Regions from separate parts of the Homo sapiens genome. Here region 2 is linked to region 1. A link is a loop called in an ENCODE intact Hi-C map of the cell type or tissue named here. Cell type or tissue: B cell. All regions are shown on one strand.

The links. Hi-C counts contacts between places; a loop is a spot of excess contacts. Peaks named below come from ENCODE experiments on the same cell type or tissue, not always from the same donor. Only the 100,000 strongest peaks of a DNase experiment are listed, where the experiment ranks them.
Region 2: a loop joins it to region 1, with 23 times the contacts of the local background. A loop is called at or near these places in 21 of 110 quality-filtered maps.

Annotation. Positions count from the first base shown.
Region 1 is chr2:47,518,624-47,523,623 of GRCh38, forward strand. It overlaps KCNK12 (potassium two pore domain channel subfamily K member 12), which reads right to left. Exons shown (of 2, transcript NM_022055.2): 2 at 1-3,185. The coding sequence ends at 2,284. It also overlaps a transcript of MSH2 not described here. Among named protein-coding and RNA genes, the nearest start is that of MSH2-OT1, 6.4 kb to the right of the region's middle. RefSeq lists a silencer at 2,316-2,585. In B cell, a CTCF peak has its summit at 2,739; a DNase peak (open chromatin) is centred at 2,708; H3K4me3 peaks cover 1,540 bases; H3K27ac peaks cover 583 bases; H3K27me3 peaks cover 223 bases.
Region 2 is chr2:47,764,971-47,769,970 of GRCh38, forward strand. No RefSeq gene overlaps it. Among named protein-coding and RNA genes, the nearest start is that of MSH6, 16 kb to the right of the region's middle. In B cell, CTCF peaks have their summits at 3,102 (motif pointing left) and 3,306; a DNase peak (open chromatin) is centred at 3,111; H3K4me3 peaks cover 279 bases; H3K27me3 peaks cover 460 bases.

The DNA of each region.
Region 1 (5,000 bases):
GCGGGGGATTGCCTGGAGGTTTCTTTAGACCTGTCTAGCTCACACAGTCTTGATGCCTGGGTTTTAGGCTGCTGTACTGTTGCTGGGGCTCACTTCCTGTGGGTAGGCTGTTATTTTGCCCGCAGATCAAGTCCTCACTGTCTAGATGCCTCTATCATGGGGATCTCTTCTTCCCTCTCTGGATGGCTCTGATCCCCAAGTTATTTCCTGTTGCCTAGGTAACACCTCTAATTGGATGCCTTTTAATCGTTCCCTTTTTTAAAGGGATAAATGTGGATTTTATTTCCAGGTCCTGTCAGAGGGCCCTGCCCTAGAGAACACGTGCGCCCCTGCGTGGGCAATCCCTTCACTGTGACCGCAACCATGGGTTGGATGGGGGGCACTCACTGGGCTGGCCTGACAGTCACAGTGAATCCTGAAAGCATGGTTTTCACAGGAACCCACCTTCAGGATTTAGCAAGACTGACGTCTCTCCTGGCCAGCGCTGCTTCACTGGCTTCACCCCAGATTAGGGCCTGTGTTTAAAAACCAATCCCAACTCAAATCAGAAATTACCCAAAATAGCTGGAGAGTCACTGAGATCTCAGGTAAGCTTTCCCTTCCTGCCATGAACTAGAAGGGGAAAGAAGAGTTTGACATTCAAGTTTGACTCTAATGCTGGGTGCGTGAGCGCATGCGTGCATGTTTGTGTGTGTGTGTGTTCCACGCACATTTGCCAGGGAGAGAGATTTCACAGCATGGCTCCAGCTGGAGGCGGTGAGGCGGTGCTTTTCTAAGACTTCCTATCAGAAGCTGTGCATACTGGTGGGTCACGCCGTGCCTGTATAAACTCTGGCACCTGTCCTTGCCCTCATCATATATGAGAAAAATGGGCAGAGAGAGTGTTCGTTTACACCCCCAGACCACTATCCTTTCAATGAAGCCTGGGTATCTGGCCTTCCTCCAGGTCAGGGACCCCCTATGCTGCAGAAGGCAAGTCTGGGAGAATCTGTCCCTCAGCCCGAGAGCAAAACTGTAATCCTAACATTACTTCCATCCACCAGTTTCACCAGCTACCTCCCTCCTGCCTTCCTCTGCCTCCAATAGGCTGTGCATGGAGAAGACAAATCCTCTTGATAAACAATATTTAGAAAGGGATTCTATCTTTCCTGACCCCAAACACATCATGGCCTCTGGAGCCAAATACCCTGACATTTGCAAGATGGCTTCTTTTGGGTTCCTGGTGCTGCAGGCCCTGGTTCCCAAGGACGCAGCTGGCAGAGGTGCCTCCTTCAGAGGAGGAGGAGGAGAAGCTGGAGGGCTGCGCCCGGCAACCCCATGATCTCTTAAAGGGGGAAAAGTTGAACTGATCAACAGTAGTTAAGAAAAAAAAAATCCACACCAACAAATAAATATCTTGTCTGAGAAGACTCAGATATTCCTGGTTAATATTGAAAAGCACTGCTGTGGATGAGCTTGTGAAAGAAAGGACGGTTGGGGGATTCAAGATCTGCCGATCCGAGCCTGGAGATCAGCCAGCTAAAAGCCCAGCAGGGCTCCTGCAGCCTCACCGCTCCCCTCCTCACAGGTGCCCTGGACCGCCCACCATTAGAAGTAGCTGCCCTGTGCTCTGTGCTAAATGGACTAACTCTGAGCTGAGAAAGGCCAGCTAAGCCCCTCACCACTGCAATTTCCAAATCTGGGGGAAATGCCACAGTCCGCAAGTTGGTGCTATGTTTCATCTCATTGCATAATACTACACCATTCTCTGTGTGTAGTGGCTGTTCTATATATATACATCGGGAGGCAACATATGGCTGTCCCAACCCCCACCTGTCAAAACTGTGACTATATCACTTCTGACGACCAGAAGGAAGCTGCTAGGCTGGGCCAGGATTCTAAATGCTGAGGAGGTAATTCAGAGCCACGAAAAGTTGCACCATATGCTTTGGGGTTGCCGGCTGCTTCTGTGCATGGGGACGGGGTTTAGTGCCAGTCTGCAAAACCCTCCTCGCTGCGGTATGCCCTGGGTGTGGGCCTGGGGGGCCACGTTTTCTCTCCCTGAAGGAGAATCTGCTGGGGGCCACGGTTCTCCAAGAGGGGACTCACAAGGAACACAGGCGTCCCCAAAACCTGCCCTTGATAACATCAGGCCTGGCCAAATAGTATTTCTTTAAAAAAATTTTTTTTGTTTCATTTTATTGGATAAAGATTAAGAAAGCGCCAGCAGTGACTGAGAGAAGCAAACCACGCCCGGCGGCCCCGCGGCCTGGAGAGGGTCCCCGGCGCGGGCGGACGGGCGGTCTACCTGGAGGCGCTGGTCTCGGCCAGCCGGTTGTTCATGATGCCCAGCGCGCCCACGCCGCCCGAGAAGCCGTTCTGGCGCGTGTTGACGCACACGCTGCGCGGGTAGCCGTTGGCCGTCTCCGACAGCTGCTTCTGCAGCAGCGCCAGCGACACCTTGTTGGAGGCCGTGAGGTCGCGCATGGAGATGAGCTCGCCCGAGAGGCGGCGGCCCTCGGCGTCGCTGTCGCGGGCCGCGGGGTCGGCACCGAGCGCGGCCAGGCGGCGGCGCAGCCGGGAGCCTGGGGTGATGGCATTGCGCCGGGCCAGGGGCGCGCCAGGAGCCGGGCAGCAGCGCGCGCAGCAGCGGCAGCTCAGCTTGCGCAGCATCCAGTTGAGCACCTGCTTGATGAGGATGGAGATGACGTTGAAGAGCGAGTAAATGCAGCACACGCCGAGCAGGATGAAGAGGAAGTTGCCCAGGCGGTAGAGCCCCTGGTTCCGGTAGGCGGCGTGCTGGCTGCTCACCAGGTCCCCGAAGCCGATGGTGCTGAAGGTGACGAAGCAGAAGTAGAGCGAGTCCACGTAGTCCCAGCCCTCCACGCTGGTGTACATGGCCGAGGCGCAGCAGGACAGCAGCACGGCGAACAGGCCCAGGATGAGCAGCACGTGGTACACCGAGGGCTTCCAGCCCGCCAGGCTGTCGGCCTCCGAGAGCGCGGAGCCGCGGCGGAAGGTGGCGGGCAGCAGGCCGCTGCGGCGCAGCTGGCGCTCCCGGCAGGCGCGCATGATGAAGGCCAGCAGCGAGATGATGCGCTCCAGGAAGAGGTTGAAGAACAGGATGGTCCCAGCGCAGCCGAACAGCCCGTAGGCGATGAGGAAGGCCTTCCCGCCCACCGTCGCGGGGGTGGTCATGCCGAAACCTGTGGAGACAGGGCAGGGTCAGCGCGGTCCTGGCCGCGCAGGTGGTCCTCACTGGGCGAGGGTGGGGGGTGTGGGGGCGGGGGCATGCAGGTGCTTGCGCGGCTCCTATCTCGAGTGGCACCACTCAGGTGGAGGAAGAACAGCACTTAGTCATTTATCTCCCTTGGTGGCACTTAATAGGTTTCCTGATCTTGGCAGCCCCTAAACTGATGGAGGAGACATGGCCCTTCATCTTGGGGACCTATAAACCCAAGTGGTTGGGACAGGTAGTCACTAGGAAGGACCCATCATGACACAAAAAATAGAAACCACTGCTGCACAGGTGCAAACCACTGAGCTACCCACAAAGCCAACAAGGGACACCTGCTCTCCCACTCCTCCAAATTTTTTTTTAAAAACTGTCATCTTTATTTTAGTTCATAAATACATTAATATACTAGTCTAGGTGAGTTTTGTTGGGTGAATTACAAATATTTACATTAGAAATCAAAACCAACATAGATCTCTTCAAAGATATCTAGCTTCTTATGTGCTTGTGCACTTTTTATACCAGTCTTGTTACTTGGAAACTCCACTGCCTACTTGAGAATGGTGAAAAAAGCCAAGTAATCTTAGTGCTGTGACTAATTTTCACTTTACAGGCACTTCGAAAAGGCCTTTGGTCAAACGATCATATTTTCTTTTTTGGGGGGATAGGTTCTTTGTCACCCAGGCTGGATGCAGTGGTACAATCATAGCTCACTGCAGCTTTAAACTCCTGGGCTCAAGTGATCCTTCCACCTCAGCCTCCCAAGTGATAGGACTGCAGGTGTATGCCACCATGTCCAGTGAATTCTTTGTTATTTTTTCTAATGGCAGAGAAAGGACCATATTTTCTTAGTCTGCCAACATTTCATGCCTCTGGAATTGGGCCTAAGGCCAAGTGGGTAGTCCGTCACTTCCCTAGTTCTTACAGTGTGAATATGGGGTGACAAGAAAATGTGCATTTCAAATCAATTCCCAGATGACTCCAAAGTCTTACATACTAGAATAGCAGACTTTTCTGTTCAAAGGGCAGTTTTTAAAGAGTTGTCATATGTGCCCAATTTTTTTTCCCAAGTGTGCCATAGATTTTCGGTCCCTCCCTGTTATTAAAAAAAAAATCAGTTTACCAACTCTGCCTACTAACTAAAGGACCCCAAAATTAAGTGTCAGTGCTCAAAAGTCAACTGCAGCTCCTCTTCTTTCCTCAAGTTATTTGGAATTGTGAGTGAATCCGAGCCGAACAACTGTTGACTACGAGTTTTTCTCCAAAAGCCTGGTTTTTAAATGTAACCTGTAGTACACCTGGGCAGACAGCCTTGTTAGGGAAGCATTCCATAGGGCTTTGCCTTAATTGGGATTGTTCACTCTGGGACCAGGTAGAGTGTAACCAGGTAGCTAGAGTTAATGGTCTCTGAAAAGAGCTTTGTGAGGCTGACAAAAGGATTGCTTGAGAGTAGTCCACCCACACCCTTCAGAGACTGAGCATGGCTCTGCCATTGGGTGCCGGCTCCTTCTCAACCAAGGATCACCATCAGTCATCCTTGCTCACACTTGTGGCCAAAGAAAGGCTCTGGCCCAGCTGGGTCCTGTGCTGCTGGTATATCAAATTGCTTTGTTCTGGGAGGTCTATACAACTGCGTATTGCTTCAGGCCCTTATCGTTGTTAACTTACCACTTGTTCAAAGCACAGGCTTTAAGGGTGTCTTTATCAATTGATTTCTGCAGAAGGTGTGGCTGCCTGCCAGTGTGCTCGCCCATGCCATCCAGGGCAGTGCAGAGTGGCAGCTCTG
Region 2 (5,000 bases), 250 kb after region 1:
CTCCAAATGTCCCGGGAGAGGGGGGTGCATTTAGATTTTAATGTCTTTCAGGAAGTTCCTGGAATGAATAAAGTCATTTGCAACTTTTATCGTTCTTGCCAAGAGTTTCCTATAATAGTAAAATCACATTGATAAAAACAGTGGAAGAGTAAAGTAATGTTGATACAGACTACAAGCCTGGTTGGGGAAGATGGTTTAGGCTCGCACTCACACCCTCGGCTCAGCCTGCTGCCTTGCGTCTCCCAGTCCTGTGGGGTTTGGACTTCTGTCTCCTAGTCTCCTATTCATGGTCAGCTTTGTCCTAGAAGAGATTACATCTCTAAAGTCCACAACCAGGCTGGGCACCGGTGGCTCACGTCTGTAATCCCAGCATTTTGGGAGGCCGAGGCTGGCGGATCACTCGAGGTCAGGAGTTTGAGACCAGCCTGGCCAACATGGCAAAACCCTGCCTCTGTTAAAATACAAAAATTAGCCAGACACAGTGGTGTGTGCCTGTGTGTGCCCCAGCTACTTGGGAGGATGAGGCAGGAGAGTCGCCCGAACTTCTGAACTGCAAAGGCAGTTTCAGAAGTTATCCTAACCCATTTCTGTGCTGAAGCTCAGAAAAAAGGAGGACCACTCCTGCCACTCAGTGAATGTATTAAAGAAAAAAATGCTTCATGACACTCGTTGAAGATAGTTAGGCAAACTTTATTAAAGGAGGGACTAGGAAGATAGCTATAGAAACCACTGCAATGGGCTGCTGAAGTTGGGGAGAGATTGGGAGACTGAGCTCAACTCCAAACACAGCACTGCAAGTAGGAATGTATAGCCAAGGAGCAGTGGGGGGCAGAGGTGGGTGATGCATGGAAATTATTAAGAGGAAACATTGGGGGAAGGGGATATCCTGGCTAAACTGATCTGACAGGATTCTTGTTGAAGGCAAGCAGGGTGATCAGACATTACCCAGAGTGCGGCGGAGGATGAGGAACCTCATTAGATATTGTCAACCTAAAAGGAAGAGGCTGAGGCACAAAATATAAAGAGTTTACTTGAGCCAAACTGAGGACAGCTGCCTGGAAGACTCAGACCCAAGTAACCCTTGGATATGGGCTTTGTTTGATCTTTGTCACAAGCAAGTTTTTAAAGGCAAAAACGGAGGCTAGGGAGCAGGCTGATACAAAGTTGTTTGTGGGCCAGGCCCAGTGGCTCATGCCTGTAATCCCAGCACTTTGGGAGGCCGAGGAGGGCAGAACATCAGGTCAAGAGATCGAGACCATCCTGGCCAACACGGTGAAACCCCGTCTCTACTAAAAATACAAAAATTAGCTGGGCGTGCTGGTGCGCACCTGTAGCCCCAGCTACTCGGGGGGCCTGAGGCAGGAGAATCACCTGAACCCAGGAGGCGGAGGTTGCAGTGAGCCAAGATCACACCACTGCACTCTAGCCTGGTGACAGAGCAAGACACCGTCTCAAAAAAACAAAACAAAACAAAACAAAAAAACCCACAAAGTTGTTTGTCAGGAATTCTTCTCATTGGTTGACAGAAATAGCATTGATTAATGATTGGCTATACATTGTTAAGCTATAGGGCGTGGTAACAATGTCTAGGACGGCATTATTAGGTTAATTTATAGCTACTTATGGCAATAGCAAGCCGTTTCAAGAGATGAAGGCATAGCTCAAAGAGGGTAGTTAGGGCATGATTGCTTGTCTCATTTTAGAGTCTCTCTGGGAGTGATAATTTAAAAGAACTCACCTCCTAAAATAAAAGTGATCAGGGTCGGGCGCCGTGGCTCATGCCTGTAATTCCAGTACTTTGGGAGGCCGAGGCGGGTGGATCACCTGAGGTCAGGAGTTCGAGACCAGCGTGGCCAACATGGTGAAACCCCGTCTCTCCTAAAAATACAAAAATATTAACTGGGCCTGGTGGCGTGTGCCTGTAATCCCAGCTACTCGGAAGGCTGAGGCAGGAGAATCACTTGAACCTGGCAGGCGGAGGTTGCGGTGAGCCGAGATCTCGCCATTGCACTCCAGCCTGTGTGCAAAGAGGGAGATGCCATATCAAAAAAAATAAAAGTGATCAGATATTGGCCGGGCGCGGTGGTTTGTGCCTGTAATCCCAGCACTTTGGGAGGCTGAGGCAGGAGGATCACCTAAGGTTGGGAATTCCAGACCAGCATGGCCAACATGGTGAAATTCCATCTCTACTAAAAAAAAAAAAAAAAAAAATACAAAAATTAGCCTGGAATGGTGGCGCACGCCTGTAAACCCAGCTACTTCAGAGGCTGAGGCAGAATTGCTTGAGCCCCAGAGGTGGAGGTTGCAGTGAGCCAAGATCATGCCACTGCACTCCAGCCTGGGCAACAGAAGCGAAACTCTGTCTGAAAAAAAAAAAAAGTGATCAGATATCAAAGGTAGGGAATTCTTGCTCAACTGACTTAGGATTCTTGTAAAAATTGGATGATGCAAGCCGGGCACCATGGCCAAAGCAGAAGGATCATTTGAGGCCAGGAGTTTAAAACCAGCTTGGGCAACATAGTGAGACTCCCATCTCTACCAAAAAAAATATATTTTTTTAATTAGCTAGATGTAGTAATGTGAGCATTAGTCCTAGCTATTCGGGAGGCTGGGGTGGGAGGATCCCTTGAGCCCAGGGGTTTGAGGTTGCAGAGATAACACAGAAACCCAAAAGTCAAGCCTAGCTGGAAAAGAGCTCAGAAGTGCCTGAGTAGAGTTTGGTCAAGTAGAGAATTTTTGTCAAAAGTGAGGCTGGAATCCCAATGCAAAGGTCTGATTCCAAAATAGGGTCGCCAAATTTAGCAAAACTATTGCGCTGGACATAAGCTAAAAAAAAGTATACCTTTCCACAAAAGATGGTGGCCTAGGGAAAAAAATACTATTTGTTTATCTGAAATTCAAATTTAAGTACATGTCTCTTTTCAATACTCCTTCTCTGACCTTGCGTGGTGCTTGCCTTTGGGATTAGGGCGAGGGGTGTGGGGGTGCCGGCCACTGAACTGGAAGACCAGGGGCCAGACCCTGGAGCCCAGGGACAGTGGGAAGATGAAAGAGGGGCTGCAAAGCCCAGTCGCGCGAGCTTGTTCCGGCGCCTGGTCAAGAGTGCCCTCTGGTGGCCACACGGCGCCCTGCACCCGCAACCAGCGCAGCCCAAGCAGTGGGGACCCGGCCTCTGAGGCGGACACCTGTTCTTGGTTCTGACCTCTACTAAGAGCACAAGTCCGCCCCGGGACTGTAGAGAAGGAAGCCGGGAGGACAGGACAAGTTCAGAGCCACCTGGGATAGACTTTTCAAACCAGTTGTCTTAACTGGAGGCTCTGATCCGCTCCCTGCCAAGGGTCAGCCACTGTCTTGCCGGGGCGGCTGATCTGCAAGATCCTCATACCCCTGAATTTTCAAGGCCCGAAGGAGCAAACGGCTGATATCTGCTCTTCCTCAAACCTCTCGCTGCCCACCACCCTCCTGGCCCCTCTGCTCACTTCCAGGGTGTGGGAAGTCAAATCAAAACTGAGGGCAAGCCGCCGCAGTGGCACGTGCCTGTAGTCCCAGCCACACAGGAAGGAGTGGGAAAGAGGTGGGAATCGCTTGACCCCAGGACTTCCAGACTGCCCAGCGCTGTGATCAGGCCTGTGAACAGCTACTGTACTCCAGCCTGGGCAAAGCAGCAGGACCCTGTTTCTAAACAGGTGAATAAGTGAATTAATACAATTAAGAAAGAAAAAACGGCCAGGCGAGGTGGCTCACACCTGTAATCCCAGCACTTTGGGAAGCCTAGGTGGGCAGATCACAAGGTCAGGAGTTTGAGACCAGCCTGCACAACATAGCAAAACCCTGTCTCTACTAAAAATACGAAAATTAGCCTGGTGTGTTGGCATGCGCCTGTAGTCCCAGCTACCCGGGAAGCTGAGGCAGAAGAATCATTTGAATCCAGGAGGTGGAGGTTGCAGTGAGCCGAGATCGCGCCACTGCACTCCACCCTGGGCGACAGAGTGAGACTCTGTCTCAAAAAACACACACACACACAAAAACAGTCACATAGAAATGTGATTGGACAAAAGGGGGTGTGACCTAAGAGTAATAGATTAGGAGGAGCTCAGCTAGGCCTGTTTGTTCAAATTCTTTTGTGTCTCTGTATGATATTCCTTCTCTCTAGGTATGGGGTAGGACACCTGTCACAGGAGGATCTTCAAGGGAGAAGGGAGGAGGTCAGAGAGTGACCTTGCTAGTTTTTAGGGTTTGTTTCCAGGAAGAGGAGTTCTAGTTTCTCTGACCCACTTTAGGAGAGAAAGGCGAATGGGAGAAAGGAAGTCAGGAGTTCAGAGAAAACTTATTGCTTCTGCAGCCCTCTCAATCTCCTGAAGCTCAAAATACCCTGCATTCCAAGGTGCCATACTTTGGGGCATCATGTTCTGAGCCCAGTGGCAAACATGATCCACATGGGCCCTGTTTTCTTGGGGCTGTTGAGGAGACAGGGGTGGACATAAATCGTCACACAGGGCCGGGCACGGTGGCTCATGCCCGTAATCCTGGCACTTTGGGAGGCCGAGGTGGGCAGATTGCGTAAGCTCAGGAGTTCAAGACCAGCTTTGGGCAACATGGCAAAAACCCATCTCTACAAAAAATACAAAAATTAGTTCGGCATGGTGACGGGTCCCTGTAATTCCAGCTGCTCAGGAGGCTGAGGAAGAATTGCTTGAAACTGGGAGGCAGAGGTTGCAGTGAGCCAAGATCGCACCACTGCATTCCACTGGGTGACAAAGTGAGACCCTGTCTCAAATCAAAAACAAAAACAGTTACACAGCACAGAGTGCCAAAGAGGCATGTCCCACCTCCCACCCCAGGGCCTAAGGAAACCCACCTGCTGGCCCTTTCCTCTGAGAACTGCAGAGCCCAGAATCCTGTGGGATGCGCAGGCAGTCTTCCCAAGGGCCCTCCTGTATCAGCCGGCTTTTCACACTCTTTGTCTGTGTACTTGGTGCTAGACGCCTCACTGCCCATGC